6 separate regions of the Mus musculus genome follow, and regions 2, 3, 4, 5 and 6 are each linked to region 1. A link is a loop called in an ENCODE intact Hi-C map of the cell type or tissue named here. Cell type or tissue: left cerebral cortex. All regions are shown on one strand.

Region 1 (5,000 bases):
TGTGACAGCAGATGCTGGCGAGGATATGGAGAAAGAGGAACACTCCTCTATTGTTGGTGGGATTGCAAGCTGGTACAACCACTCTGGAAATCAGTTTGGTGGTTCCTCAGAAAGCTGGATATAGTATTACCAGAAGATCCAGCAATACCACTCCTGGCATATACCCAGAAGATGCTCTAACTTGTACACATGCTCCACTATGTTCATAGCAGCTTTATTTATAATAGCCAGAACCTGGAAAGGACCCAGATATCCCTCAACAGAGGAAAAGATACAGAAAATGTAGAATGTTTACACAGTGGAGTACTATGCAGCTATTAAAACCGACTCTATGAAATTCTTAGACAAATGGATGGATCTGGAAAAATATCATTCTGAGTGAGGTAATCCAATCACAAAAGAACACACATGATATGCACTCACCGATAAGTGGATATTAGCCCAGAAACTTAGAATACCCAAGATACAATTTGCAAAACACATGAAACTCAAGAAGGAAGACCAAAGTGTAGATACTTTGATCCTTCTTAGAAGGGGGAACAAAATACCCATGGAAGGAGTTACAGAGACAAAGTTCGAAGCAGAGACTGAATGAATGACCATCCAGAGACTGCCCCACATGGGCATCCATCCCATAAACAACCACCAAACCCAGACACTATTGCAGATGCCAACAAGATTTTGCTGACAGGAGCCTAACAAAGCTGTTTCCTGAGAGGCTCTGCCAGTGCCTGGCAAATACAGAAGTGGATGCTCACAGCCATCCATTGGATGGAGCACAGGGTCCCCAATGAAGGAGCTAGAGAAAGTACCCAAGGAGCTGAAGAGATTTGCAGCCCTATAAGAACAGCAATATGAACTAACCAGTACTCTCAGAGCTCCCTGGGACTAAACCACCAACCAAAGAAAACACATGATAGGACTCATGTCTCTAGCTGCATATGTAGCAGAGGATGGCCTAGTCGGTCATCAATGGGAGGAGAGGCCCTTGGTCTTGTGAAGGTTCTATGCTCCAGTAAACAGGAATGTGAGGGCCAGGAAAGGGAGTGGGAGGGTTGGGGAGTTGGGGTAGGGGGATAGGGGATTTTCAGAGGGAGAAACTAGGAAAGGGGATAGCATTTGAAATGTAAATAGAGAAAATATCTAATAAAAAATTTTCAAAAAGAAATTATCTAATTAAAAAAAAAAGAATGCTGTGGTTATATTCCAACTAACACTTTTCTACTTTACTCAAGACCTTTGAGTTTTATGTGGTGCATAACTGAATTTTAAAGAGTACATTTTAAAAGACTGTAAGTCACTTTAAAGTATCCATTTTCTCCAGAAAAAGGAACTTATTTTAGGAGGAGAAGATCTACAAATTATATTGCCAGGAATCCCCTCATACCTTCTACAGGTGCACTTCTCTACCAGGAAGAAGGAGATGGTCTCAGTTTCCCCATGATAGCTTCTGTGCTGCCCTTAGTTTGAGATTGGTTAATTGTTTTCTGCCATCTGGTGGAAAAATCACAGAATCGTCACTGACAGCATTGTGTGATGATATAGGCTAAACATAGCTTAGAAAATAAATGTTTGGTCTGAATTCACATTTTTCACAATGAAAGAATTTTTCTCTTATTCTTTCCTCTGATTCTTTTTTAACATTTTAATTAATTATTTTATTTATTTACATTTCAAATGTTGTCCTTCTTGGTTCCCCCTCCATGAGCCTCCCACCCCATCCTCTCCCTTTCACCTCTAAGAGGGTGCTTCCCCACCCACCCATCTACTCTCACCTCAAAGGAACACCTCACTCTAACTACCCCCAACAAAAAATAACATGACTTGTTTGCAGAAAAAAATCCTAACTCGTGTAAATGTATCCTTGTTTTCATTCAAAGCACGTGCTTATATTTTGTGAATAATTAATGTACTGCTGCAACCACGGAGTTGATCTGCTAAATTGCTAAAACCGCATTTAAGTCAGCGTTATTTGTGCAGGAAATTGTTAGTCACGGTTGCCCTCGTGTGTTTATGAGACGAATTACAAACTAGAACAGAGAAAAAAAAATCCATTAGGATCATATTCTAAAACGGCTGCTGGCATATTTCAGATGTCTTACCCATGGGGATTGGTTTATCTAAGACACCTAAACACTTACAGGACACAGCTTTGTAGTTTTAGATATCCCTGGAAAACAATGCCCAGACAGTGAGTATCTTTCTTCTTTCTTCTTCCTTTCTTCCTTTCTTCCTTCCTTCCTTCCTTCCTTCCTTCCTTCCTTCCTTCCTTCCTTCCTCCCCCCCCTCTCTCTCTCTCTCTTTCTTTCTTTCTTTCTTCTATTTTTAATTAATTGTTCTATTTACTTACATTCCAAATGTCGCTGCGCTTCCAGAGTTCCTCAGCTCATTCCCCTCCCCTTTGCCTTTGAGAGTGAGCTCTCCCCTCCCCCCATCTTCCTCTCCTGGTGCATCAAGTCTCTACAGGATTAGGCACCTGCTCTCCCTGTGAGGTCAGCCCTCTGATGTATATATAATGGGGCCTCGGACCAGACTGTGTATGCTCTTTGGTTCCCAGGACTCAATGGGGGTGACATTAGTCAGTGAGTTTGTTAATTCGTCTTTTTCCTGAGAGATTTTTCTCTCCATATGCTTTGCAAATGTCTGTGGGAAGTAACCTTTTCTGTGTGAGTTACTCTAAACTTATTACATATATGTACATGCTGCCGACCATCAAGACTGTTTTCGAAGCAACTGAAGTTTGGCTCAGTTCCCACCCAGAGTGATCAAAAAGTTACTTTCAGAAGTTTTGGAAAGTTTTTCACAATATTATTTCCACAGGAGACAAATATCCTAATTCCCTGTAGTTATTTATTTAAGCTTTTAATGATACCAGAAATGAATTTCATCAGCGGTTCTCAAAAAGACAAGACTGATGATTGTAGTTATGATATGGATTTCTAGGGTTGGAAATTTTGAATTATATTGACTTTCTCTAATAGCAAAAATCCAAATATAGATAACGCTTTATAGTTTTTTTCCTAAGTCCTAAGCTGAATATGTTTGTCAAGTCTCAAGCAAGGCACATTACAGACACCATGAGTTTGGAGATAAACACTATTCATTGTTTCTAAAATGACTGTTCATGTCAAGCACTCTAAAAACTATGTCCTAGGCAACAGCAAAGGAAAAGGGGGAGGAAGCTATTGTTCTTATTATATTTTAATGGTTTTAAAAGGGCAGAAAATAATCAAAGTACAGTGTTTTCACGTGGGATTTTTGGAAAGTAACTGGATTGGGTTTGTGGATGGAACATCTGTGACTAAATCCTGGTGGTGCTCTAAGGGCACAGGAAGAGACCATACAGACAGTGAGGTCTACACATTCTCCCATCAAGATGTGTCATAGTCAAGGGGCCTCAACCAGGACTTCTACTCTCCAGAATTTGAGCCAGAGTAACCCTCTTTTTTTACGAACAAAATCTAATTTTAGGCACAAAAAGATCATCAAAAGTGAAGGTATCATGATAAAAAGGCAGAATATCTTACTTCATGTTGAACTAAAATATAATTTAAAATGTCCAGAGAGTACATTTTACTTAATATAAACCCTGGAAGCCAACAATGACTCTGCCAATGACTCACTTTTTATTTTATCTTTTTCCGGAAGTGTGTAGTTCAGAACCAGAAAATGTGCAAGCTGACCCTGAGAATTACACCAGCCTTCTGGTCACATGGGAAAGACCTCGGGTCGTTTATGACGCCATGATTGAGAAGTTTGCAGTTCTGTACCAGCCACTGGCGGGAAATGACCAAGCCAAGCATGAGTTCTTAACAGATGGCTATCAGGACTTGGTAACTATAAGATGAATTACTTTCTGTCTGATAACATTATAGTTTGACTTCCAAGGTAAGAACTTACAAATACCCATGTATTTTTTTTACTTTTGGTCACTTTACATTTTGAGTGATGATGTTTCCAGGGAATATGGTATAATAAATAATAGCAGTAGTTGGAATTAAATATGAGAACATCATGACACTGTCAACAATGTTATGGAAGATGGACACATGGGAAACTTAGGCATTGGACATTATTAGTGTGCCCCTCCTTCATAAATAAAGTGATGTAAAGAATAATTAAGTACTCTATTTAAAATCTCACATTTGGCCCAAGAATCTCACCTTACATATGTTGTGTATTCTATATTATCAAAAGAAAAAACAAAAACGAACAACAACAAAAAAACCACGTAGTGGACTTAAAAATTGTTTGCTTTGCATTTCTAGATAACATGTGTAAAGTGATAACTGGGCCATTACTTTGATGACAGAATAATATAAAACACCCTCTTAGCCATTTAGGGAATTACAGATAATACAGTTCAGAATCCTTTTGTGACCCAAATGTCACAGTTTGGGTCAGAGACTTTGATTTGGTAGGGGTAGAGAAAGGTGAGCAACCTCTCATCTGCCTGCAAGTACAGAAAGACACCGCAAAACCAGGAAATCTCTGAGGTCCACACTTAGGCAGCAAGACTGGTCCTGGGAACCCATTTAATAAACCTGCCATTATTAGTATGTTTGATAGTATATGAACACAACAGATAAAATTTAACTACTCTTAAATTAATTTGTCTACAATATAGAGATAATAGTATAGGAGAACTGAAATAGTGAGCAAATATTTCCTCTCATAATTTATAAAGAAAATGATTTACTGTTTTGTGAGCACACATGTGCAAATACACATACATGTGACCACACGTATGCATTTGCATGAAGGCATAAATAGTCAAGATTAATTTTTCACTGTTAATAGTTTTCTGAGAATAACATCTTTGTATAATTTGGATTATCTTTCTCCTAGGGTGCCATTCTCAATAATTTACTACCTAACATGAGTTACGTTCTTCAAATAGTGGCCGTATGCTCTAATGGTTTATATGGAAAGTACAGTGACCAACTGATAGTGGACATGCCCACTGAAGATGCCGGTGAGTGCTTCTTGAGATGTTCCTC
Region 2 (5,000 bases), 470 kb before region 1:
ACATGATAACTGCCAGTTGTGCCAGCATCATTTGTTGAAAATGCTGTCTTTTTTCCCTACTGGATGGTTTTAGCTCCCTTGTCAAAGACCAAGTGACCATAGGTGTGTGGGTTCATTTCTGGGTCTTCAATTCTATTCCATTGGTCTACTTGTCTGTCATTATACCAGTACCATGCAGTTTTTATCACAATTGATCTGTAGTAAAGCTTTAGGTCAGGCATGGTGATTCCACTAGAGGTTCTTTTATCCTTGAGAGGAGTGTTTGCTATCCTAGGTTTTTTGTTATTCCAGATGAATTTGCAGATTGCCCTTTCTAAAATGTTGAAGTACTACTCAGCTATTAAAAAGAATGAATTTATGAAATTCCTAGGCAAATGGATGGGCCTGGAGGGCATCATCCTGAGTGAGGTAACCCAATCACAAAATAACTCACATGATATGTAGTCACTGATAAGTGGATATTAGCCCAGAATCTTAGAATACCCAAGATATAGAATACAATTTGTGAAGCATATGAGACTCAGGAGGAACGAAGACCAGGGTGTGGACGCTTTGCCCCTTCTTAGAATGGGGAGCGGAATGCCCATGGAGGGAGTTGCAGAGACGAAGTTTGGAGCTGAGACAAAGGGGTGGACTGTCTAGAGACTGCCATATCCGGGAATCCATCCTGTAATCAGCCTCCAAATGCTGACAGCATTGCATACACTAGTGGGATTTTGCTGAAAGGACCCTGATATAGCTGTCTCTTGTGAGACTATGCTGGGGCCTGGCAAACACATAAGTGGATGCTCACAGTCAGCTATTGGATGGATCACAGGGCCCCCGATGGAGGAGCTAGAGAAAGTACCCAAGGAGCTGAGGGGAACTGCAACCGTATGGGTAGAACAATAATATGAACTAACCAGTGCCCCCCCCCCCCCCCCCCGGAGCTCGTGTCTCTAGCTGCATATGTATCAGAGGATGGCCTGGTCGGCCATCAGTGGAAAGAGAGGCCCATTGGTCATGCAGACTTTATATGCCTCAGTGCAGGGGAATGCCAGGGCCCGGAAGTGGGAGTGGGTGGGTGGGGGAGTGGGTGGGGGAGGGTGTGAGGGACTTTTGGGATAGCACTGGAGATGTGAATGAAGAAAGTACCTAATTAAAAAAAAAGAAGTCTACTATGGAACAGTCTGTAAGGGGAGATGGATGAGTGTGAAGTGACTTTGAGGCCACCTCTCACCACCTGTCATATAATAACTAGTGTCCTGCTCAGTGCAAGTATTCAATCTTCACCTAGAGAAACATAGAGAAACCTAGTCAGAACCAACCAGGCAGATGCTCCTTCTATGTAATTCTGGCAAACACATTCTATAGAAATTCTGTATGGGCAACAAGATATTAATAAAAGTTTAGTAAATGTTAATGGAACTAGGTTTCAAAGCTGTTTCCTCAGGCTTTTTATGCTGTTTACAACCTTATGGTAACTAGAATATAATTATTATTCATTCTTTTACCCAGACTACAGTGTACTGGCATTCTCATGACTTCAAATTCCCATATTTCCTTTCAGTTTAGGTTCCTTTAGTTTCCTCACTAGCTGCCACTGGGATTTGTGGTCTTATCAAAAATTTTAAATCAACTTTGAATTAAAGTAATTTTAAGTTTATAATCCTTGTTTCCACACATATTACTTGTTTCCACACATATTACACCATGCCAGACTTCCATGAATGGAATGAGAGGCAGAAAACTTTAAATACTTTAAATACAAGTCCTAAGTTTCAAAGCTATCACTGGTTTATTGATTTAATCAATGCCCCCCCCCCCGGCAAATCATTTAACCTTTAATACAATAACACTGTGCTTTGTTTTGTTTTGTTTTTTAATTTGAGGGTATTGCTTCTGCCTTTGGGTCATAAAATCATCTGAGGTGTACTGAGTATTCCTGAGTGGCCCCTCCCTCCCTCCCTCCCTCCCTCCCTCCCTCCCTCCCTCCCTCCTTCCTTCCTTCTTCCCTTCCTCCCTTCCTCCTTCCCTCCCTCTCTTCCTCCCTCCTTCCCTCCCTCCATCCCATGTCCCCTCTCTTTCCTTTCTTCTTTCCCATGTCTCCTCCTCCTCATTCTAAGATTTATTTATTTCATGTATATGGGTGTTTTGCCTGCATACCAGAAGAGGGCACAAGATCCCATAATACTACAGTTATACAAAGTTTTGAGCTATCATGTCAGTTGCTGGTAATTGAACCCAGGACCTCTGGAAGGACAGCCAGTACTTTTAATTACTGAGCCATCTTTCTAGCCCCAAGTAGCACTTTTCAACAAGGACCAAAACATGACAGGAACACACTTAAAAGCTATATTCTTTGTGGAAAACTTTAAAAGACTTTGTTTTCTTAGTGTGATTTTTATTTCCTGTATTTACTGAGATAAAAATGCATTTAAATGTTTGTTTGGTGAATTTGCTTGTGAAAATATGTGCAGTTGTGAAAAAATGCAGTTGTGACTATCATTATGACAAATAATGCCAGATGGTCCTGGGATTTTGTCTTAGTCAACTCAGTTGACACAACCAAGTGTCATAGGCTGGGTAGCACAAAACTGTTAACTTTCTCATAGATCTGTAAGCCAGAAGGTCAAGATGAGGATGTCAACATGGCCAGTTTCTTTTTTGCTTATAGGCAACTAAAATCTCTCACTGTGTGCTTAGAGAACTTCTTTTTTATGCATGCACGAGAGAAGGAGGACAAGAAGGAGAGAGAGAGAGAGAGAGAGAGAGAGAGAGAGAGAGAGAGAGAGAGAGAGATCAGAGGAGTGAAGGGCATACATAAGTGTTATGCTCTGATACCTGTTTTCAAAGGATACTGTCCTAGTGACTGTCAACTTGACACAGCCTGGAGCCTTGTGAGAGGAACAGCTCTATTGAGGAATTGCCCAGATAAGATTGGTTGGCAGGACACTGTCTTGACTGTTAAGTGATAGATGAGGGTTCAGCCACCTATGGAGGTACCATTCGTAGGCTGGTGATCTTTAGATGTGTAAGAAAGCTAGCTAAGAATGATTTTGCAATTGAGCCACAAATAATGTCTTGTTTTTGCATGATTATTTTTGTTTGTTTCTGATTCAAATTCTTGAATCCCTGCCTGCCCCAACTTTCTTTAATGATGGGTCATGATATGGAAGTATAAACTGAATAAATTTTCTCGTCTCATAAGTTGCTTTTGTCTGTTCACAGTTTTATCACAGTTGCAGTTTTATTACAGCAACAGAGATAAATACTCATGTGCCCCATTTTAAAAGCTCATCTCATAACCTCATCTAACATTACCTCCCGAAGGCTCATCTCTAAATGCATCTCTAGATGCTATTGCCTCAGGGTTAAGGCTTTCACATGTGCATTTGGGGGAGGGGGGCATTTATCTTCTAGCTCCCGACTTACTCTGGCTCAAGGGTCAAACCTTTACTATGAGAGGTATAGTAAGACTTGCCTCTAAACAGTAGCAGGGATTGTTATTTCTTTCTTTCTCTCTCTCTCTCTCTCTCTCTCTCTCTCTCTCTCTCTCTCTCTCTCTCTGTTGGTTTTTGAGACATGGTTTCTCTGTATAGCCCTGACTGTCCTGAAACTAACTCACTCTGTATACCAGGCTGGTCTCGAACTCAGAAATACACCTGCCTCTGCCTCCCATGTGTCAGGATTAAAGGCGTGTGCCACCACTGCCGGGCATATTTATGTTTTTGAAAAGAAGAATGGTAACAGTGGAACTGTGGAGAATCCTTAGCCCAGGAAAAGTCACATGGTGGCGTAACTCTGGAAGCTGTGGCCAGGTTAGTGAGGGACCCTCAAGCCGAGGTTGTCCACCTGAAGAGTCCCTCCATCTGTGGTCAACAGTAAGACATACGCCACACTCAGTCCTGGACCTCCAGGTGGTCAGGTGAAGTGTGCGCATGTGTGACGGTGGTAGGGGATCCAGAAAAGCTGCCTTTGGGCTGTCAACCAACTCTGCTGATACAGGGGGCTTTTAGAACCATGCCACACACTTCAGTGGCTGTTCCACCCCACTTCCTATCCTGTGCAGATACACTTGGCTACCCAAGGTTGGAGGCAGCTCCCTGGTGTTTCCCACGAGCTTGTCTTTGAGAAGATGCGCAGAAGAGGACAGATGAACCAAAACAGAAAGCCCTTCAGTGAGTATTCTGGTTCTCCTCACTAACTTCATCTCCTGATATTTGCCTTCTCTATGTGTCCACCCCTATCCCTAATTTCAGTTTGCACTTGGCAGGTCGAGCCCTTTATCTGGTGATAAAATTCTCCTTCAGTTTGAAACCCTTGCTGACCACAGTCCTTCCATAAAGTGATTGAGAATGTACATTCTACTCTGCAAGGGCTGAAGAGAGTGGCAGGAACACCTGTGGAGATTGGTTCCATGCGGATCCTTTCCTGTTCCCGCTGTGTAAAACAATCCCACACTCTACTGGCTGGTTTTATGTGTCAACTTGACACAAGCTGGAGTTATCACAGAGAAAGGAGCCTCCCTTGAGGAAATGCCTCCATGAGATCCAGTTGTAAGACATTTTCTCAATTAGTGATCAAGAGGGGAGGGTCCATTATGGGTGGTACCATCCCTGGGCTGGTAGTCTTGGGTTCTATAAGAAAGCAAGCTGAGCAAGCCAGGGGAAGCAAGTCACTAAGCAGCACCTCTCCATGGCCTCTGCATCAGCTCCTGCCTCCAAGTTCCTGCCCTGTGTGAGTTCCTGTCCTGACTTCCTTTGGTGATGAACAACAATGTGGAAGTGTAAGATGAATAAACCCTTTCCTTCCCAACTTCTTTCTAGGTCATCATGTTTTGCGTGGGAATAGAAACCCTGACTAAGACACTCACCTCCCACAGAGGAGACCTATTACTCTCAAGAAAACAAACCCTGAGCTATGAAAAACTATATCTGTCTGAATGATAAGTTTAAAGATACTTTTAGCTTTATGATATTTGGAAACAATCAATTTAATATGAGGTTCCTGATTGTGTG
Region 3 (5,000 bases), 480 kb before region 1:
TTTGATGCCCCCCTGAGATGTATAGTCTTGATGGAGTCACACACATCACAACCCACACGTGTCACTGAATACTTACTGTTCCAGATTGGACCTCTCTAGGAGTGTCATCTACTCTCTGGTTCTCTGGTGTCTTTCCAGGAGTCAAACTTTTCTAACTTTCCCATAACACAACCGTAGGCTACACAGACCATGTGCCTTTTCTTGGGTGACATGACAAACCCAGCCCTCTACTGCACCCTGCCACCATTCTTCCAGCATCCCTAGGCTGTACATACCCTAGGAGATAAAGCATCCTTGTCACTTTAGAACCACATAGACTCATTTAGAGCTCATCTAACCTACGTTCCTCAGTCTAAGGTTCTTGTGGCCATTTTGCATGCTAATTTTAAATTCACAATGATTTTTATCTCTTTAGGTTAATATTTTCTAGAGGCAAACTGATACGTTCCCATTTGAAGGTGATGAAACCTTACTGTCTTAACTTCTATATTGGCATCTACACATCTACTTGGTACTTATTTTTCTATAGCTTCAGGATCTTGGCATATATGTACACACACACACATTTCCTCTACCAATAGCATATATTTGTTTGATCTTTTTAGAAATACGTTATGTCTGCAGATTCTTTTTAGTAAGTGCAAGCTGCCTATAAACGCTGGTACTCCTTTATAGTTTGCATATATCCTGACACTGCATAATGGTTTTGCATCCTTCTCAACCATGTACAGTTTCTTGGTGAATGAAAAACAGCAATTTTATGCTAAATTCCTATTTTGTAAAAAATCTCCACCAATGATAATTTCAAAATGTCAAGAACTGTTGTTCAGCATTAGCATGACCTACTTATTTCAAACAGTTCTCACTGTTGTAAAGTTCTAGTATGACAATAGATTTGGGCTCCTTAGGAATTCATGGTAATTAGGTTTGCAGATGCCTTTAAATCTCATTTTTAAAAAAAGATTAAACACACTGGGGGGATGAGTTAGATGCTGCATGTCAGTTAGTTCAATTACACTGTAGAACAAGCTTAATTTCAAATCACATACGCCATCTACCCATGGGCTTATTTAACTGGAAAAATACATTTTGTGCTTTTTAAAAAAAGATTTATTTGGGTTGGAGAGATGGCTGAGCAGTTAAGAGCACCAACTGCTCTTCCAGAGGTCCTGAGTTCAATTCCCAGCAACCACATGGTGGCTCACAACCATCTGTAATGGGATCTGATGCCCTCTTTTGGTGTGTCTGAAGAGAGCAATGGTGTACTCATATACATTAAATAAATAAATTTTAAAAAAAGATTTATCTTTAAAAAAAGATTTATTTATTTATTATGTACACAGTATTCTTCTTACATATGTGCCTGCATGTCAGAAGACCTCATTACAGATGGTTGTTAACCACCATGTGGCTGCTGGAAATTGAACCCAGGACCTCTGGAAGAGCAGTCAGTACTCTAAACCTCTGAGCTATCTCTTCAGCCCCTTAGTCTTACATTTTGTAAAACAAGATTACGTTGAAGATTGAATCCAACAAAATCAGTATTTGAAAAGAGGTAAAAGTGTGACATGGTTTTCTAAAGATAGCCCCAAATGCACGGGGAAACATTCATACTTCAAGATTTAGACATCTTTTACTACTCAGATGGTACCACTTAGAGACCTAGCTTCAATTATCTTGAGCATTTGTGTTATCTTTGAGTTTCATTAGTGCTCTGCTTAGGAAATACTTTCATTCTATGTTTCTTCTTTCCCATGGGCTTCAAGTTTCTTATTTTCACTTTCAATCCATATTTTCCCCCATTGTTTGAATGATAAAATCCAGTGTGGCCCATTTAGGTTACTGAAGCATAAAAATGAAAAGTTATTTCTGTCCCCAGGTTTTAGGCACTCTGGGGATAGTTGACTTACAAAAATTTTTTTTTAAAGAGTCAAACATTGTTCAGAATATAACTATTCAAGAAAACCACCAGAGATAAATTTATCAGTGGTAAAAAGCTATGGGATAAGTGAGTGGTAGATTGAAAGTTGGAAGAGGTCTAGAAATTGGAGCCCCCAAACTAGTTTTCTACAAATAGCTTATTAGTTGGCTGTCCTCTGTCATGCACAGGAAAGGGTTGGTAATAGAAGGCTCACTCTGCAGTTTCCTTTCCCCTCCCTTTCTCTTCTAGACAGGGTTTCTCTGTGTAACCCTGGCAATCCTGGAACGCATTTTGTAGATGAGGCTGGCCTTGAACTCACAGAGATTTGCCTGTCTCTGCCTCCTGAGTGGTAGCTATCCCTCTTCCAATAGATATTTTCTATATCCCCCCACCCCCGGCCTCCAATCTTTCACCGCACCTCTGTTCTGTCAGGAAGGAACATCAAGAAGAGTGGGGATGGAGGGTAGACCTCAGAATTGAACCTGTTTCCTCAACTGTGTCTCTTCGAAGGCCACACTGCGTGTGAAGATCTGTGCTGGCCCATAGCATACCTATCATTGCGTTGACTTGTTCTGCTGTCTGGTCACTAATTACTGTCTTGCTCAGAAACTCTTCACAAGTGAGAACTTCCAAAGGAGCAACCGCCCTTACAAACTGAATCCCCTCAGTCCATCCTTCACTCCTATGTGCTAGATTTCTAGTCACTAGGTCCTTGTGATCGTCAGAGGACCACCACCCTCGGACTCTTGGAATTGTTTCCTGGGACTTTGACACAGTACCCAGCCTACCTCAGATTATATGTAGACAGGTGGGCGAACTGGACCAAGGCTGTGGTACCCAGATTGCACTGGCCATGACAATACTAGTTGGGGATAGTTTTATGTAGAAAATGGTAGGATTATATTTTTAATGTAATGATATTTTAAAAATTCATATTATAGAACTCTGGAAGTTTCAGAGACTTTGAAGTCAATTTTTCTCCAGTTTCCCCCTGATATGTGCCTTACTTAGAAAAAAAAAATCATAGGTTCACCCTGGGTTAAACAAAAATTTATGGTGTCTCATGAGATAAAAAATTCCATTGTCCTTGAAATTCCATTTTTTCCCCACTATGAATTAAAACAAAGTTTTAAATTTCATGCTCAGCAGACTCAGGAAAAAACTCTCCAGGTTTTGTTACATTTCCTCTGGTTTTATTTTATTTGGAAATGGAGAACAATCTGTCATCGTTGTCAGGATAATAGTCTTTCATACCCTAGAAAACTATTATTATGTTGATTTCTCTTGAGTTGACAGTATAATTCCCTCTGTGTAACTCTTTCCTTTCTGACTATTTAATCATCATGCTAGCTGCAGATTCCTTTCAAATCCCCTTTCTTTCTTAGTATACACCTTAGAACAACATATTAAATAAATGTTTTTCATACATTAAATCAGTAATCAGAGCTTGTAGTTGAGAGTTCTGCTGAACACCCTGGAAGGTTACATTCTGCTTTTTTTTTGTCCCCTGAAGAGGTGCATTAATGCCCTGTGTTTCAAGTGTCTACTACTCTGTGAATAAGTGCCCGAGGGAAGAAACACAAAAGCAGTCAGTATGCATGCACATCAGTTTCGCTAACCTTAGATATTTTTTTCTGTCTTTCAAAAAGTAGAGTTGATCTGGCTGGGGTGGTGTGCAGATCTGGCTGGGGTGGTGTGCAGATCTGGCTGGGGTGGTGTGCAGATCTGGCTGGGGTGGTGTGCAGCTGTGATGCTAGCACGAGGGAGGTGAAGGCAGAGGATCCGGAGTTCAAGATCATCCTTGGCAGTGCGGTGAGTTTGATGCTCATCTGAGGTACATGACGTCCTGTATATCAAAGAGGAAAAAACAGCATAGATGCATCATTTGATCTCTGAGCTGGTGGAACCATGAAAAGAGAAGAAACAGTCTATTGCAAAAGCATTCAAGACCCAAGCTTGGATTTTACCTATTCTCTCTTCAACTGTAGGTAGGCTTTTAGTGACTTGTCTCTTCACGACTTAGCCTCTTTACTAATAAACTGGACTTTTGAGTAAGTGTTATGTTTTGAAGTTGAATATCACAACTCGACAGCCTGGACTTTTATGTAATGTCACAAACCTTCAGTTTCAAGAGAACTTAGGGTAGTCTCGGTAGCAAGGCTTTTTTTGTTGTTGTTGCTGTTGTTTTGTTTTTTAAAATTTTTTTTAGAAAGGATGCTGTCCTAGTAGTGTGTCTGTTTGAGAATCTTTGGCTTCCGCGAGCTTACTCATTCATTTGTGATCATCTATGCAATTAGCTACTCAATCTACACACTGTGCTGTGGCTGACTCTGAAACAATCATGAGCAAATCTTTCCATCCTCATGAGCTTCAGTTTCTACATCAAAAACAAAATGAGAGAGAGAGAAAACAGGGAATATTAAGGCACTTTTAAAACTTGGTGATTCTGGCATTTATTTAGAAGAGATCCTAAGAAATTACAGAAAGGGAATTAAAAAACAGTTTGAGATTCAACTGAGATACAAATCAATAATAGTGAAAGTATAGATTTAGGGGTTGGATTTCATTTGGTAGAGTGCCTACCCTGTATAAATGAAGCCCTAAGTTCAATCTCTAGCATAGATTTGGTATGGTGGAATATTCAGGGACATAGTGAGTTTTAGGTTAGGCCAGCTTGAGCTACATGAGACCCCGTCTCAAATACAAAAGCAAAAAATAAAACAGCACACAAACAAAATGTAAGCAGAGGATAACTTTCAAGAAATAAAGATTCTTAAAGTTGAACAAAATTTGAGAAAACAAGGGGAAAATGTTGCTCTTTCCACATACCTTGGAAATGGGGACTCTACTGACCAGTTTATAAAGGTCACTGGTATTGTATTCATCCATACACATAACACATACACATAAACTAGTTGCTTTTAAGGGTGTTTGCCTATAACTACACAATATTTGGTTAAAAGAAGAAAGAAAAACAACTATGCATATAAGAATGATTCAACTAGCGGCTGCAGAGATGGCTCAGTGGTTAAAAGCACTGGCTGCTTTTACAGAGAGTCTGGGTTCAGCTCCCAGCACT
Region 4 (5,000 bases), 860 kb before region 1:
AGAAGTCCACTCTCCTGACTGATAGAGCCACATGTCAAGCCACAGAGCTCAGATTGCGACCCTGATACTACTTTAGGTGCACTCTCCTTCCAATGATCCCATACTCTAAGAAAAATGGAAAGAGAATGCCAAGCTGAGTTGTAAGGTATTTGAACCTTTCTCTTTTTCTTTGTGACTTAAATGAAAAATGTTTAAATCTTAGATTCTCACATTTTTCTATTTAAAGGGTTTTTTCTTGTTTTTTGTTTTGTTTTGTTTTGTTCATTCGTTTGTTTTGACATGGAGACCCTAAAGGACCCTAAGGATCACTTCCTATCACTGACCTTGGAAACAATAGGCAGATAGAAATTTATTTTGCCATGTCTGTTTTTTTTTTCCCCCAGCTGCAGATGTTTTTTGAGACATTCCTGAGGACCAGTTCGCCTCTGCAAGCACTGGACAGCATGAAGGAAGCCATTAGCAAGCTCCTGTTGGTAGCTGAGGTGTTTAGTGACGCATCTACTCTGGGACCAAAGACCTTCAATAGGTGAGCAAGAGACAGACAAAGACAGAGTCAGAGACAGAGTCAGAGACAGAGACAGAGACAGAGACAGAGTCAGAGACAGAGACAGAGACAGAGTCAGAGACAGAGACAGAGACAGAGTCAGAGTCAGAGACAGAGACAGAGACAGAGTCAGAGACAGAGACAGACAGAGACAGAGACAGAGACAGAGACAGAGTCAGAGACAGAGACAGAGACAGAGACAGAGTCAGAGTCAGAGACAGAGACAGAGACAGAGACAGAGTCAGAGACAGAGACAGACAGAGACAGAGACAGAGACAGAGACAGAGTCAGAGACAGAGACAGAGACAGAGTCAGAGTCAGAGACAGAGACAGAGACAGAGTCAGAGACAGAGACAGAGACAGAGACAGAGTCAGAGTCAGAGACAGAGACAGAGACAGACAGAGACAGAGACAGAGACAGAGACAGAGACAGAGACAGGCAGGGATTGAGGGAAGGAGGGAAGAAGGGAGGAAGACTCTAAAATTTATTAGTGTAAAGCTTAATTATGGAAAGTAAATAGTACTTGGAAAAGTGTATGTCACCACATTATAATATGATCTTTTAAACATACATGGCCTCATTTACAGATTCTAAGACTTCAGAGTTTGGTACATGCCATTTTTGTATCCAAATAGTGAGAAGAAATAAAATTCAGGGTTTTTCATACTATCACCATCATAGTCATCATAGTCATAATCATTTCTTTTTCAGCAATCTTACTTTGCGACATACACTAGCCTCGGACTTATGATTCTCCTGTCTCCACTTCCTAAGTGCTGGGTCTACAAGCTTGTGCTTGGATCCTAAAATTAATTTGGAATTGTAGACAACTTTAAAGTATTTTCAGCAAATATACTAAGTATTGACTGCATATAACTTTGCCTAGATGTAATGCATTTTGTTCTCAAATGTCCTAATGATTTCAGATGCTGAGAAAGAAACAAAAGCTTTTGATGGGAAAATGGGGTCACCTCTGTTCTCGGACCTCAGCTTCTTTGACTCTAGCTTATTTGCTTTATTCTAAGGAAATGTTAACTCTAGTTGTCCAAAAAGAGAGAGGTGCTCATTCCCACACTTTCTGCACATGTCTGTGTTAAAAATAACCATATCAGGGTTCTCATGGAATAACATCATTAGCTAATGTAGTATATCATGCAAAATGGAGGCCTATTTGCATTTTCTTTACTGAACAAAGGAGATTCAACCCCACAATCAGTTTCATGTAATTCCCTATTATGCATGCTACTGACCTTTTAACTTATTGAAATTTAATAGTATCAATTATTAACAATGCTACAATAGCAGAGTAAGAGTAGCTAAGAGACTCTGATGTCCCGTTACTTTGTTCTTTCCCTTCTAGATGTATACAGTGTTTTCAGCTTTTAACCTTTGATGTTGGTTATGGAGATTCAGGATATCCTGTGGTGCTCCAGGTGAGTGAGCAGGATGAAGGGTGTGTATTGGGGGGTGAGAGTGTGTTTTCATTCACAGCTACCAGTTGGTTAATAATAACTAGCATTGCAGTCAGTACAGGCTGATGCACCCATGGCTCCTAACAAGTGGGGAATCTGTGAACTCTAATAACCATGGCAGACACACCAGGACAAACACCGAGTTTCCTGTAGTTCCCCAAATTCCCCAAATTCATGAACAAAGATGGTATTAAGTCAAATACGTGTTCACGGAGAAAAGCAAGACATATCGGTAATAGCAAACAGGTGACTCAGGGACTTTCGTGGTGTTGTGAAAAGATAACTCTGTCCTTGGTCTCCATTTTAAGTAAGAAATCTGTGGGGACTAGACAGACTGCTCACTGGCAGAATTCTTGCCTGGAATGTACTAAGTTGTAGGTTTTATCCTAGCAATACAAATAAACAAATTAGTTTTAAATTTTAATTTAAAGGCATAGAAAGTCCTGTGTATTTTAAAAATGTTTTTCTGGTATATGTACCTATAAATGTGAGGGTTTTTCTTTTTAGTTTTCTTTGAGTTATAACTCTTTTAGATTGCAGCATATTTTTTTTCAGATCTCAGCATATTTTTCTTCTAAGCAGCCTTCAGTGGTAAAGATTTTAAAAATTGAATCCATTAACTTATTTTTTAAAAGCTGTCTATTGAGCTATAAAGTGGGAAGGTAAGGGAAAGAAAATAATCTAATGGGTAACCAGAGTTCAACTCTACTAATATTTACTTTTTTCCCAAACTATAATATTTGCAGTTTTAAGATTCTTCTATAAAATTTTCAATCTTACAGAATCTTTAAGTGGCCATTCACTTTTCAAATGTAATCGTAGACATCAACCTTTTAAAAACGTGTGTTTGGGGAAGGATGTCATGTCTTATCTTCCGTGGAGAAATATAGTAAGCTATAAAGCGTTTCAAGATAAATGAACGCACTGTTGAAACAACTTTTGGTATAGCATTGGAAATGTAAATGAGCTAAATACCTAATAAAAAATGGAAAAAAAAAAAAAAAAAGATTGGCATCTTCCTTCATCAGAAGCGGTCCTCACGTTTACAAAACTGTTAGCTTCCAGAAGACCACTAGATGGCAGCTCTGGTCTACAATCCAACCTGGAATAAGCCAGGCCTTAAGGGCTCCTTTCACTGTACTGGCTTCTCTTCCTTCAAAGGTACATGAACATTTACATTTTCACGATGATGAGAATTTCAGCGCGGAGGACCAAAATGCGGAAAATATTATTTTAAGGGATACTTTCGACTTCCTCTTCTCCAATGCGTCTTCACTGTCCATGGTTTCTGAGATGTTGCAGAGGCGTGACTCAGCAGGTGCATTCGTGGTAAGCTCACACTTGCACACTGACAAGCGGTTTTGCAGTCACCGGTTATTTTTATTGTGCGATTTAATTCTTTACTTGAAATTAATTTGTAATTATTACCTATTATTGTGAGCTTCTGGATTTTTTTTTTTCTGGTCTAAGGGGCAACATTGTTTTATATTGACTCAGTGGGCCTGTGAAAGGTTATGAAAGAAAGTGATGTAAAAAAGCTCACAGTTGTTGAGGAATATTCATGGATACTTTGAAACAATGGTAGATGTTTATACACTTTAGGATACTTCACAGAGGCTCTTAGAACTCTTTAAAGGCAATCTAGGATGCCAGGGTACTCCAGGATGACTCCAGGGGAACTGATCTAAAACATTAATTTGCTTAAATATTCATGACTGTTAGCACTGCAAGCTAGATGCTGACAGCCAGGGTGGAGTGTTTCAGAGGAGTGCTGATTTTTTTTTTTTTTAATGGTAGGCTAGCACAATGGTTATACACTAAAATCTCTGTACAGGTTATCATAGTATATTCCTCCATTGTTTTTTTTTTTTTTTTTTTTTTTGAACCCCATACTTGGAGAATTTGGAAGACGAGAATGTAAAAATTCTCACAAAGGTACTGATAGTGTCTGTCATACACACCTCTTCCCACAGCATCACTCCATCTCAGGGTCACACTAGGAGGCAAATACTTGTGTGGAAACCTGGGCTGGTAGGTGCAAGTCTATGAAACCCTTCACCGGCAGTGATCCACACTGGGGCTACCTGCACAGATGCTCTGAGATATTTTCACCTCTAGAGCACTCAGAAGGCCCAAGGGGGAAACTTGCATTCCTAAACTGTGGTCCCACACATCCTGTCTCCTGCACTCACAGCCCCCACCCCCTTACTACCAAGGTACTGTTGGCTTAGCTCAGACAGTTGGTCTTATCAAGTATGTTTTTTTTTTAAATCTTTGGATAGTGTTGTGACAACATATCATTTCTGTGAATTCTATAACTTTAATAAGTTTAGCTGTTACAGAGTGTTACAGAGTTTGATCTATTTATTAAGAAGGAGTGAGGAAAGATGGTTGACTGGTTCCAAGTCACTTAATGCTTTTTTTTTTTTTTTTTTTTTTTTTTTTACCCTTTCTAGGACGGAAACTATGAAAAGGAATTAAATCAGTGCCTGTCATTCGAGGAAATTCACTCAATTAGGACTTTTGTAAAGGAACTTGGGAGTTTGGGACAATTCCAACTGGTAAAACAAAAGTGACATTTCTTTCCACTTGGTGACTGACATTATGATATTAATAGATTAGCCATAAACTGCCCGATTTTCCCCCTTCAAACCACACACAGATATTTCTTTACAACGCTTTTGTAAGCTGTTTCCGTCCTTTGGGGAAGATGTCGATGCTTTGCTTTAAGAGTTTGCTAATAATATGGACTTTACCAGAAGTAAAGGGTATGACATCACAGTAGCTGCCAGGGTGTCACAGGTCTCTGGGGAAGATGTTGCTATATTTCCAAGGTCTTTCATTCTTAGCTTTGGGGCATGTACAAGCAACCAGTTTGTTACTTTTTAATTACTCTTTTGAGGAAAAATAAGCATAATTAATATAATAAGACTTTTTAAAACAGCCTAATCTTAATTGGTAGTAGCAATATCACAGGAGTTCA
Region 5 (5,000 bases), 660 kb before region 1:
ATACCGTGCAGTGCCATCTGAGGCATTCTTCAAGCCCGCCACAGGACACGATCTCTCAACCATTCTCAAAACGCCAAAGGACAGACCCTTTCTTGTGTACCTTCTGTAGGCTCACTGTGACTGTGACACGGTGACATGAAATGGAGTCCTATGCTATACAAGCTCTTTAAAAGCCAAAGCAAGGAGTAGTGAAGCACTGTTGTACCCAGGCCACCCCACCGTGAACATTTTCCTAGTCATTATCAACGCAAACCTTCTCTGCACTCAGAAGGAATGCTGTACCTACGAATTATACCTCGCCACGGCTACACGTGGGCTGCCTGAGATAACCAGCGTAATGCTCTGCAGCTTACGGGCTGTCAACAATGGCAGGTGACCCCGTGAGACGCACGGCACAGTGGCATATTGGCTTGCTAACAGTTTATTTTATGGAATACAAAACCAAAGTTTGTAGGTCATGTTAAAAGAATTCCAGGTATTAGCGATTTCCTCAGCAGTGTATTGCAAGAGGAGGCGCTGTGCAGGCATGTGAGCATGCATACACTCACGTATGTGAATATTAGATAGAATGTGTAGCACATAATTTTGCAAATGAAGTCTCTAATGCTTTATTATGCATTCCATATAGTCAACTGGTTTCCACAGAAGGTGTCAGTGCCTTCCACAGAACTCATATCTGGAACTGAACTACAGTTGCAGGGAATTAATTCTAATACGTGAGTGGCATGTTCGTTTATGTAAATGAGTACGACAAAGTATGGAAAAAGAAAACTAATGTTAAGCTTCGTGCATCTGATGCTGAGAAGGGCTCCGTGCCAGCCAGTGCCTTCCTCTTTCTGCTAGTTGCAAACTGCAAACATGCAGGCATAGTGCCGTGATATACATCTAGGTGTCATTTACCGAAGAAACACTAGACCTTAATTCCAAAACCTTCCTGCTAAGGGACAGACAGTATCACTATAAGTCTCTCCAAAAAAGATACACTCAAAAACAGTGAGTAAATCTAAAGAAACTTCTTAAAATGTTTTTATTATCATATACAATATCCATGGGTTTCACTAATTTAAACAATTCTGCGTGTGTTTAGAAAGTATTTTTTTAAATCATATAGCCCATAACCCTCCCTCATCCCGTGTCGCCATGTCATGCCTCCCCCAGCCACACCTGCTGACCTCACTTCCTCTTCCCAACTAATCCCCTCAAATAGAACTTTAAAAAAAATGATCATGAAACTCAAAGTAAAGCTATCTGAAAACAGAAAAAAAAAATGCTAAAGTGATAGCAAGTACAGTGAATGTGAGTAGTTCAAACACACCAAATGAAGACGGAATGCGAACCATCAGCTATTACAGAACCACTCTATTTAACAGCAATGACGCCGACAGTAAGTTCATCTGAAACAAAGATACAGGTAACGGAACATAAAGGGGTGAGAAGGACACACACAAACAACCAAGCAAGGAAAAATAACCATCCATCAATTTTCAAAGCGAACAAAATGGACATTTCCCTGTGGTGAATTTTACAAATGCAAGACATTATCAACAATTAGAGCGATGCACATCAAGGCCTCCATGAGATACAACTTCACTCCTACTAGATGCTGTAGTGTCTGGGCTTATGGAGGACCCAGGACTTCACACTCGGCTGGTACAAAGGTCAAATGGGGTCACTTTGGAAAACAATCTGACAGTTCCTTTATAAGCCCGACAGCTATCTGAAAGTCACTGCCATACAAGCACAGAGAGTGGAAACACAGCCACAGAAAACCTGCGTAGAAAATGGTTCAGGAACACGGTTCTTACTAGTCAGAACGGGGAAACAATTCATACGCCTATCAACCTGATAAACGGCTATACAAATGAGCCATATCTATAATGGAAAAACATTCAGCTGTGAAAAGAATTAACTAGTTCGAGCTACAAGGTGGATGAACCTTGAAAGCATTATAGCAAGTGAAGAAGCCAGTTACCGAAGATGACACGGCTATGGAAAACATCAAAACCAAGCTTATCTACAGGGACAGAAGCAAACAAGGTTATTTAGGACACGGGTGTAAGGTGCGGAATGAATGAAAATGGGGAAGGGCCAGAGTTACAAGTGCGGTTCCTTTTGGTGGTATGAAAATGTTCTAAGCTGGGGCAGCAATCCCAGCATTCTAGAGGCAGAGGCTGAAGGGAGGGAGGGAGGGGAGGAAGGAGAGAGGTCTGGAGGGAGGTCGGGAGGGAAGAAAAATGAACAAGATAAAAAGGAAGAATAAGCCTAACATGACTATGGCAGAGGTCTTAGTTAGGGTTTTGCTGCTGTGAAGAGACACCATGACCAAGGCAACTCTTATAAGGCCAGCATTTAATTGAAGCTAGCTTACAGGTTCTGAGGTTCAGTCCATTCTCATCATGGCAGGAAGCATGACAGCATCCAGGCAGACATGGTGCTGGAGAAGGAGCTGAGATACGACATCTTCATCTGAAGGCCACTAGGAGAAGACTGACATCCCCAGGAAGATAAGGAAACTCTTAAAGCCCACCCCAACAGTGACACACTTCCTCCAACAAGACCACACCTACTCCATCAGTGACCCCCTCCTAACAGTGTCATTCCCCGGACCACCACACAGAGTTTGTACACGATGAATTATACGACAAACTCGATAATGAATCACACTACGAATGAGTAAAGTGTGGACATATATAAGCTACATCTCCAAGCTTTTTAAACAAAAGAATATGTGTGCTGAGCACACTCATAGGACGGCCATAAGCTTCACCACTGGAAAACTGGCTGGGCTGCATCAGAAGGGGAGCTCCTCAAAACACGTGCTCCAGACCCTGGAGAAGGACACTGGATGGTTCCAAAAGGTGCTGGTTACAACTGATGTGTTGGCTAATAATCAAACCCCAGCAACTTCCCAAATGGACTGTCTCCATCGTCTCAGAACATGCTCTATATTCCATCAAACAAGTCCAACACAGAACGAAGGCAGGCAGCAAGACGCAGTGCCGCAGGCTTCCCACGAGGGGGCAGCACTATCAAGTTAAACAGATTAAAGCAGGGAAAACCTGCAGTCAAGGAAAAACCACCCAAGAAACCAACACGTTAGGAGTAGTCACAGCAATTAATACATTTACTTTATTCTTGATGACTGTGAAGGGCCCTCTGGACCACTACACACACCTTTAGAAAGAGAACCTGCTTGCCCCTTGCTTCTCTCTTGCCCCTTGCTCCCCTCTCTGCATTCCCTTCCCCCCTCCACACCTCTACTTCTCTACTCTCTCCCTCTCTCTGCTTTTCTACAATAAATGCCTTAAAACAAACAAACAAACAAAACAAAAAACAAAAAAACAAAAAGAAAGAAAGAATGACCCTTAAGGGAAAGGCATAAACACTATACACTTTCAAATCATAGTTTGAACAGTTTTACCTCATATACCTGCCACCAGCTATGGCTACTTTAAGCATCTTGGGGGGCAGCTTCCCTGAGCACTAGAAATGAGCAGAGCCCAGGCAGGGTCTGCAGTTCGTTCGCACCTCCATAGCTATGATAAATAACAAACATAGTGATTACCTCTGTCCAGACAGCAATCTGGAGTACTCGTCTCTACAGTGAATTCCTGTACTCAGAACAGCTGCAGGGACATACATATTATATTATGTATTTGTAGAGAAACAGGCAAAAAAAAAAAAAAAAAAAAAAAACACCTGTTATGATTAGGGATGCCCTGTCAAACAGCTGGCTCCACTAACCGTGGCTTTCCATTGCTCTTTGTTCCACCAGCTGACTCATCTTATATAGCTATAAAATTCATTTTTTTTTAATGTAACACTCTTATAAAATTATCTCAACCCTTGACCTGTACCCATCAGAGGTTCATTTGTGTGTGGCCTGACCCACTCACTTCTAGAACTTTCCTTCCTTATGGCCTGTGAACATGTGCCTCCCGTCTGGGGTGTTCAGAAATGTCTGTCCTCCCTCTGGTTGTCTCCTGATCCCAAGTTTCTCCGACCACACTCAGTGTCTTAGAATCTATGCTCACCGGTTGATCTAAAGTTGGGCCCTTTCCCCTCAATGACGATCTCAAATTAGACTCTACCTTACTCACTCTCACAAGTAAGGGTCTCACTGCCTACACAGCTGGGGTCCTGGCTGACAACCACTTAGTTGCAATTACTTTTTAGGTATCTGTCACCACTGCTAGACTGTACATTCCACGACAGGGGAAAACACACTCAATCAACACCTGGTGAATGAATGGCCGTCTAGGCAAGCAGCCTCTTTACGTTAGCATTGTTTAAAAACCTTGTAAGTTTTCAATATAGAAATAATTCTACAAGAAAAAGGACTAGGCTAAGAACTGGTCCCTGCAGTCTCCGCACTAGAGATCCTTGGCCAATTACAAAGCCCTTCATGACCTGAGCTCTAGCTATAAAATTCCATCAATTATTAATCTCTCGTGGGAATGGCAGAATGATTCTTGAAATGCAGCTGATTAGTGGGCAGCCTCAATTTTTTGGTTGGGCAAACTACAACAGAGTACAAACCCTACATGACATGCCCACCAGGCTAGAACCAAAAGATCTGGCTGCCAGCCCGGTACACTTATACTAAGCCCTACTGTCAATAAACATTTATCTTCTGACCTATGTAACTGCGGTTGGAAAACTGGCTTTGGGAAAGGGTTTAATGTTCTCCTTGCACTAAACTCTGGGCTTCAAAGAGGTGACTGTGGGCGAGGTATTCCAAGAGAACTTTCCTCCTCTTATTTAGATTCAAACTTGGACTCTTTAGTGCGACAAAGGGGAGTGTGTCTAAAGACCCAGAAACGTCCAAAACTTGCACACTCTGCTGTGTCATTAAACAGATCTGGGGTACTGAAAAGTCAGAGTGTAACTGACAGTTGCTGCCCATTAGCACTCGGGGAAAATGAGCAGAGCTTACAAGCATCAATTTTCCAAGAAAGTGTTTTGCATGAGGCCAATCCTTTCATAGTTCACTGAAATTT
Region 6 (5,000 bases), 490 kb before region 1:
ACAACAAAACCAGTTTTGACTCTCCTGGTTCTCTTCCTACCTCTTTCTTCCAATAGTGCCAAGCCTGCCGTTTTATCTCACACTAACACTACTTTATAGACCGAGCAAGCTATTGCTTGATTCTAGAATTGATAATAAGAATCAATCCAATTATTTCCCCCTTTGTTTTTCAGTTATATAAAAATGTTTAATGACGTTTATATATTTACTTGTATGTGTGCATGTCCCACTGTCAAAAGGCGCTTCTCTGGCCAAGGCTGAAAGCTGCACTAGTCTAAGGGTGTCATCATAAATATTTAGAAGGCATTTTAATGACATTTGTTCAGGAAAAACATTAGTAGGCCCCCCCTGATAGGGTCTGTCTACCATCTCTCTAACCATAGGCTTTTGACCAAGTAAGTCTACCATATAAGGTATGCATTCCCTTCTGTGAAGAGGGCATCGGATCTAATCGGGAAGGAGTTGGTTTCAGCCCAGGGTAGTTATGCCTCTCCTGTACCACTGGGCACATCTTGTCTGATAGATTAATATGGTAGTACCCCGGGGTCCACAGTTTGTTTACTCTTTCTTATAAAGCTTTATGTCCAACCACCTGCAGACACACTCTTCTGGCAACAGGTGGTGTGTGTGTGTGTGTGTGTGTGTGTGTGTGTGTGTGTGAGAGAGAGAGAGAGAGAGAGAGAGAGAGAGAGAGAGAGAGAGAGAGAGAGAGAGAGAGAGATCTTTGCTGTCTGGTCCATTTTGTCTCAGACAGTGTGGAGAGAAATCCCCATGTCTTGTGAAGAGTGGAAGACAAGGTGAGGTTCCTTTCCTCTGTTTCGTTTCCCAAGGAAAAGGAAGCGTAGAAACGTAGAAAACGACCAGACGAGACAGCGAAAGACGCTCAGACAGTAGCACATTCTTTGGAAATAATTTGCACTTCAGGGATTTAGAAAGTAGAACACTTTCAGCTTTAAAAAGCAGTTTATGCTGCTTTGCTGCACTCCTCATTTGCCAAACAAATGATTATGTTACTATTTTAAGCACCGCATATTTAGTGCACGACTGTGGTCTGTCGGAGATACTTAATCACGCTGATAGAGTAGAAGAGTTGCAGGAAAGGAAATAACTAGAGCCGCTGAATATCCCACGCCTGCCCCGCCCCGCCCCATCTCCTTAGGATTCTGCGCAAAGGGAAGCATCCGCTACAGAGACATTTTAGCTAATAACTTAACAGACGGAAAAATATGTCCTAAGATCTGTTCTGTATCAAGTGGAAATCATAAACTGACAAATTTCATCTATTTAAGAGACGACCCCGAATCTGGAAATTTGAGGCTATTTCTCAAAAATCATCAAAATAAGGACTCGGCTTTGTCTGGGGCCATAGTTTTCAAACCTAACCTGTGAAATCACAGAAATTACAGTTTGATGACTCTGGGTTACACAAGCTGAAAAACTGGGCTCAGTGGGACAAGTAGCTTGCGTATCTGACTTTAGGCAAGACACCTTCTATCGACCGCTATTTCGATTTTTTCAGAAATTTATGCAACGTAGAAAAAAGCTTTTCTGTTTGTTTGCTTAGTTTTCGAGATTGTATTTTAATTACAACATTTCATTTTTTCCTTCTTCTTTCTTCTAAGCCCTTCTGCACACCCCTCCCTGGTATCCTTCACATTCATGGCCTCTTTGGGAAAGAGCTTTTAAGGCCCAATAATGCAGCATTTTCGGCTTGGCAGAACACTGCGGGGCTGACTAATCATCGTAGACAGTTCTTAACTAGAGAAGGAAAGCAGTTTCGAAAAAGTGGCAAGACTTAAACACAAGTACAGTTACTACTGGAATCCTATGTCGTTGAAAACATTTAGAGAAAAGTTTTTTTTTCCACAAAACTGCTAAAAGTAATTTTCAGCAAATAATATTTTCCCCCCTTTTCTTTTAAAAGTGGAATGCTCGCAATTTAAGAAATGCTGACAAAGCTGTTTCAGGACTCATGAGCCAGGACTGGCTATTTTAGATTCTCATGGCGCCATCTAGTGATTGAGACAAGCAATAGCATCTGTATTTGACCCAAAGGCTTTTTGCTTCTGAGGCTGCTCTGTGGATTTTTCTGCAGGGGTGAGTAGAATAACCACCTCCACAGACTTCGCTAGCTCTGCTCCGGGATACTGAGAAAAAAAATAATCTCATAATCTTGACACGGCTTTAGCCTTATTTGAATGAAAGGATATGGTTCTCAGCAAATATTTCAATCGTGCTTTTATCTTGAAATTCTTATTAATCTGGTACGACTTCCCTTTAAAGTACATTTTGCACTACTTTTTTCCAATTAAAGTTAACATGAGGCTAGAATTCACATTGAATTTAATATCAAAAATTGAAGCAGGAGACTGTTTCTGAAATTTGTAAGATGTAATGAAGTGTTTAAGACTACTGCATATTTTAATTAGAAAAGGGGACTTTCTTAGGAAGGAAAAGGTTGGATGCTTTATGCAAGTGGTGTTTTTATTGTGCAAAGGCACCATTCTAAAGAAGAAGCAGGAGGTTGGCTGTGAAAGGCAGGGAAGGCTGAGGGTGTGGGGCCCTGACTATCAGAAACTTCCCCTTTGGTTTCTAACGTTGTAAATACCTTTTCTCAAAGAGCTGTAAAAGGAAAATACTGGTACCTACCTATTTACTTACAATTTAGAGAATACATACTGTTTAAGAAGACAAAATGATGTGGAAGTATAAGATGCCCTAATTCTTTGGTGGAACCAGGCTCTGCCAAAAACCAGTGTCAGATGAGGCAGGGTCTAAGCTGTGGAAACAGCTGAGGAAGAGATCTGAGGATCAGCCTAGCCTGGTCCACCGCAAAAATCGGGCGAATATTGTACACTCAAAGCTCTTTCCCAAAGATGCCATGAATGTGGAGGAAAGCAGGGTGGGGTGAGTGGAATTTTAGGTCAGGCACTTGGGCCCCCTTTTTTCTTTTCTTTTTAGTGATCTCCTGTTGAGGTCAACTATGGCTCTTTTCCTGGTCAAAATTTAATTAGGTAGGGATACACACCACACACACATGTGTATTCATGTGTGTATAAAATCATATATATATATATATATATATATATATATATATATATATATATTTAGCTTTCTCTCTTTCTTAATAGCAGTGGCTGTGTATGGAGAGTTTTGTGAGTTAGTAAAACAACCCCCTAGAGAGAAAAATTTAACCCCAACTTTTAAAAAATTCAACTTAAACTCTTACAGTGTTTATAGTTTATAAAATTAAACATATGAAAGTTGGCCAAAGTTTAGAAATCTGATAAATTACACACACACACACACACACACACACACACACACACACACACGCGCGCGCGCGCGCGTGTATTAGCAATAAAAGTTCATCTCTCTTTTTACAGCTTATAGAATTCCTTGTTGAAATAGAGTAACTACCCTCTTGGAAAAGAGGGGGCTGTTTTATGAATGATGAATATATCGTTTTTTTTTTTTGTTGTTGTTTTTGCTTTTAAAGAGGTATTTATTTATTTTATGTATATGGGTACACTGTAGCTGTACAGATGGTTGTGAGCTAACATGTGATTGCTGGGAATTGAATTTAGGACCTCTGCTTGCTCTGGTCAACCTCGCTCTCACTGGCCCCAAGATTATTTATTATTATAAATGAGTACACCGTAGCTGTCTTCAGACACACCAGAAGAGGGCGTCTGATCTCATTACAGATGATTATGAGCCACCATGTGGCTGCTGGGATTTGAACTCAGGACCTTCAGAAGAGCAGTCAGTGCTCTTAACCGCTGAGCCATCTCTCCAGCCCAAATATATTGTAAATGGTAAGGGTGAAATTCACCTATGAACAGAAGCTTCAGGAACTCCAGGCAGGTTTCTTTGTCATTTTAAACCTGGTGTTCAAAATCCATTTGCTAGAAGAATGTTTGCTTTCCAAAACAATAACATTATAGACTGAAAAACCTTTCAGGATGCATGACTAACTGGCAAAAAGTCTTCAAGGTGACCACGACACTGATATACATTAGCCTGAGAATAGATTTGAATCTAGAGTAATTGAGCTCTTATGGAATGAGCCAGATGCTAAAAAGGGCCGAAAGAAAATTCTGAGGATTCCTTCCCGAGGAGAAGCTGGACGTGGTGGCGCACGCCTTTAATCCCAGCACTCGGGAGGCAGAGGCAGGCAGATTTCTGAGTTCGAGGCCAGCCTGGTCTACAAAGTGAGTTCCAGGACAACAAGGGCTATACAGAGAAATCTTGTCTCAAAAATCCAAAAAAAAAAAAAAAAAAAATAAACCCAACCAACCAAACAAAAAGCCCAAACAAACAAACAAACAAACCCCCAAAGTACCCCAAAAACCCAAAAACAAAAAACCCAACAAACCAGCTTTCCCTGGCTAACTGCTATACCAACAAGCAACAATTTCATTCTCATCAAATTAGGCTTGTGTTTCTTTACTGGTAACGTACATATTGAATGAGTGGCTTCAGAACCATGTTTGTATTTGTCAAATCATAACAATGACAGTGTCAGGGTAGAATGTCTCCTCATCACTCCCTGCTGCCCTCTACTGACACCTGAATGAGGGGACAATCACAAGTTTCCACTCCCTAGCAGGTGGAGAGATAGTCCTGGATCCATTCTTGACTCTTAGCAACTCTGATAGTTTGTTCCTTTCCTATTGTGATGTTTGGTCAAAGACACACAGTGATTATCTAAACTCTTACTTTCTCAACTTTCTCTTTTCATTCTCTGGCCAGAAATAACAAGCATTTTTATGAACCTTACTCCCTCTCCTTATCCATTGGCATCTCCAGGTAACCATCTTCTTCAATCTTATTCACATCTAAGGTATATGAAGGGTTAAAGTTATAAAAATAACACACACACACACATATATATATAAATACGCATATATCTACATATCCACACATATTCATACACATATACAAACATACACATGTTCACACACACACACACACACACACACACACACACACGTGCG

Evidence for each region. Hi-C counts contacts between places; a loop is a spot of excess contacts. Peaks named below come from ENCODE experiments on the same cell type or tissue, not always from the same donor. Only the 100,000 strongest peaks of a DNase experiment are listed, where the experiment ranks them.
Region 2: it touches region 1 in a loop (4-fold over the local background); 7 of 42 quality-filtered maps call a loop at or near these places.
Region 3: a loop joins it to region 1, with 5 times the contacts of the local background. A loop is called at or near these places in 9 of 42 quality-filtered maps.
Region 4: it touches region 1 in a loop (6-fold over the local background); 11 of 42 quality-filtered maps call a loop at or near these places.
Region 5: a loop joins it to region 1, with 8 times the contacts of the local background. A loop is called at or near these places in 11 of 42 quality-filtered maps.
Region 6: it touches region 1 in a loop (7-fold over the local background); 7 of 42 quality-filtered maps call a loop at or near these places.

The regions. Positions count from the first base shown.
Region 1 is chr6:22,982,483-22,987,482 of GRCm38, forward strand. It overlaps Ptprz1 (protein tyrosine phosphatase, receptor type Z, polypeptide 1), which reads left to right. Exons shown (of 30, transcript NM_001081306.1): 9 at 3,649-3,833; 10 at 4,849-4,975. Gm30493 (a long non-coding RNA gene) reads right to left here and starts at 3,215. Exons shown (of 3, transcript XR_377374.4): 1 at 2,351-3,215; 2 at 1,388-1,494. In left cerebral cortex, a CTCF peak has its summit at 2,011; DNase peaks (open chromatin) are centred at 1,948 and 2,468.
Region 2 is chr6:22,517,479-22,522,478 of GRCm38, forward strand. No RefSeq gene overlaps it. Among named protein-coding and RNA genes, the nearest start is that of Gm38774, 110 kb to the right of the region's middle. In left cerebral cortex, a CTCF peak has its summit at 2,159 (motif pointing right); no DNase peak of the experiment used is centred here.
Region 3 is chr6:22,499,669-22,504,668 of GRCm38, forward strand. No RefSeq gene overlaps it. Among named protein-coding and RNA genes, the nearest start is that of Gm38773, 110 kb to the left of the region's middle. In left cerebral cortex, no CTCF peak of the experiment used is centred here; no DNase peak of the experiment used is centred here.
Region 4 is chr6:22,119,079-22,124,078 of GRCm38, forward strand. It overlaps Cped1 (cadherin-like and PC-esterase domain containing 1), which reads left to right. Exons shown (of 22, transcript NM_001081351.1): 7 at 384-526; 8 at 1,906-1,978; 9 at 3,179-3,346; 10 at 4,474-4,578. Among named protein-coding and RNA genes, the nearest start is that of Cped1, 140 kb to the left of the region's middle. In left cerebral cortex, a CTCF peak has its summit at 3,093 (motif pointing right); a DNase peak (open chromatin) is centred at 3,120.
Region 5 is chr6:22,322,793-22,327,792 of GRCm38, forward strand. All of the region lies in intron 5 of Fam3c (family with sequence similarity 3, member C), which reads right to left. Among named protein-coding and RNA genes, the nearest start is that of Fam3c, 31 kb to the right of the region's middle. In left cerebral cortex, a CTCF peak has its summit at 3,004 (motif pointing right); a DNase peak (open chromatin) is centred at 3,007.
Region 6 is chr6:22,492,107-22,497,106 of GRCm38, forward strand. No RefSeq gene overlaps it. Among named protein-coding and RNA genes, the nearest start is that of Gm38773, 100 kb to the left of the region's middle. In left cerebral cortex, CTCF peaks have their summits at 2,023 (motif pointing left) and 4,563 (motif pointing left); a DNase peak (open chromatin) is centred at 2,020.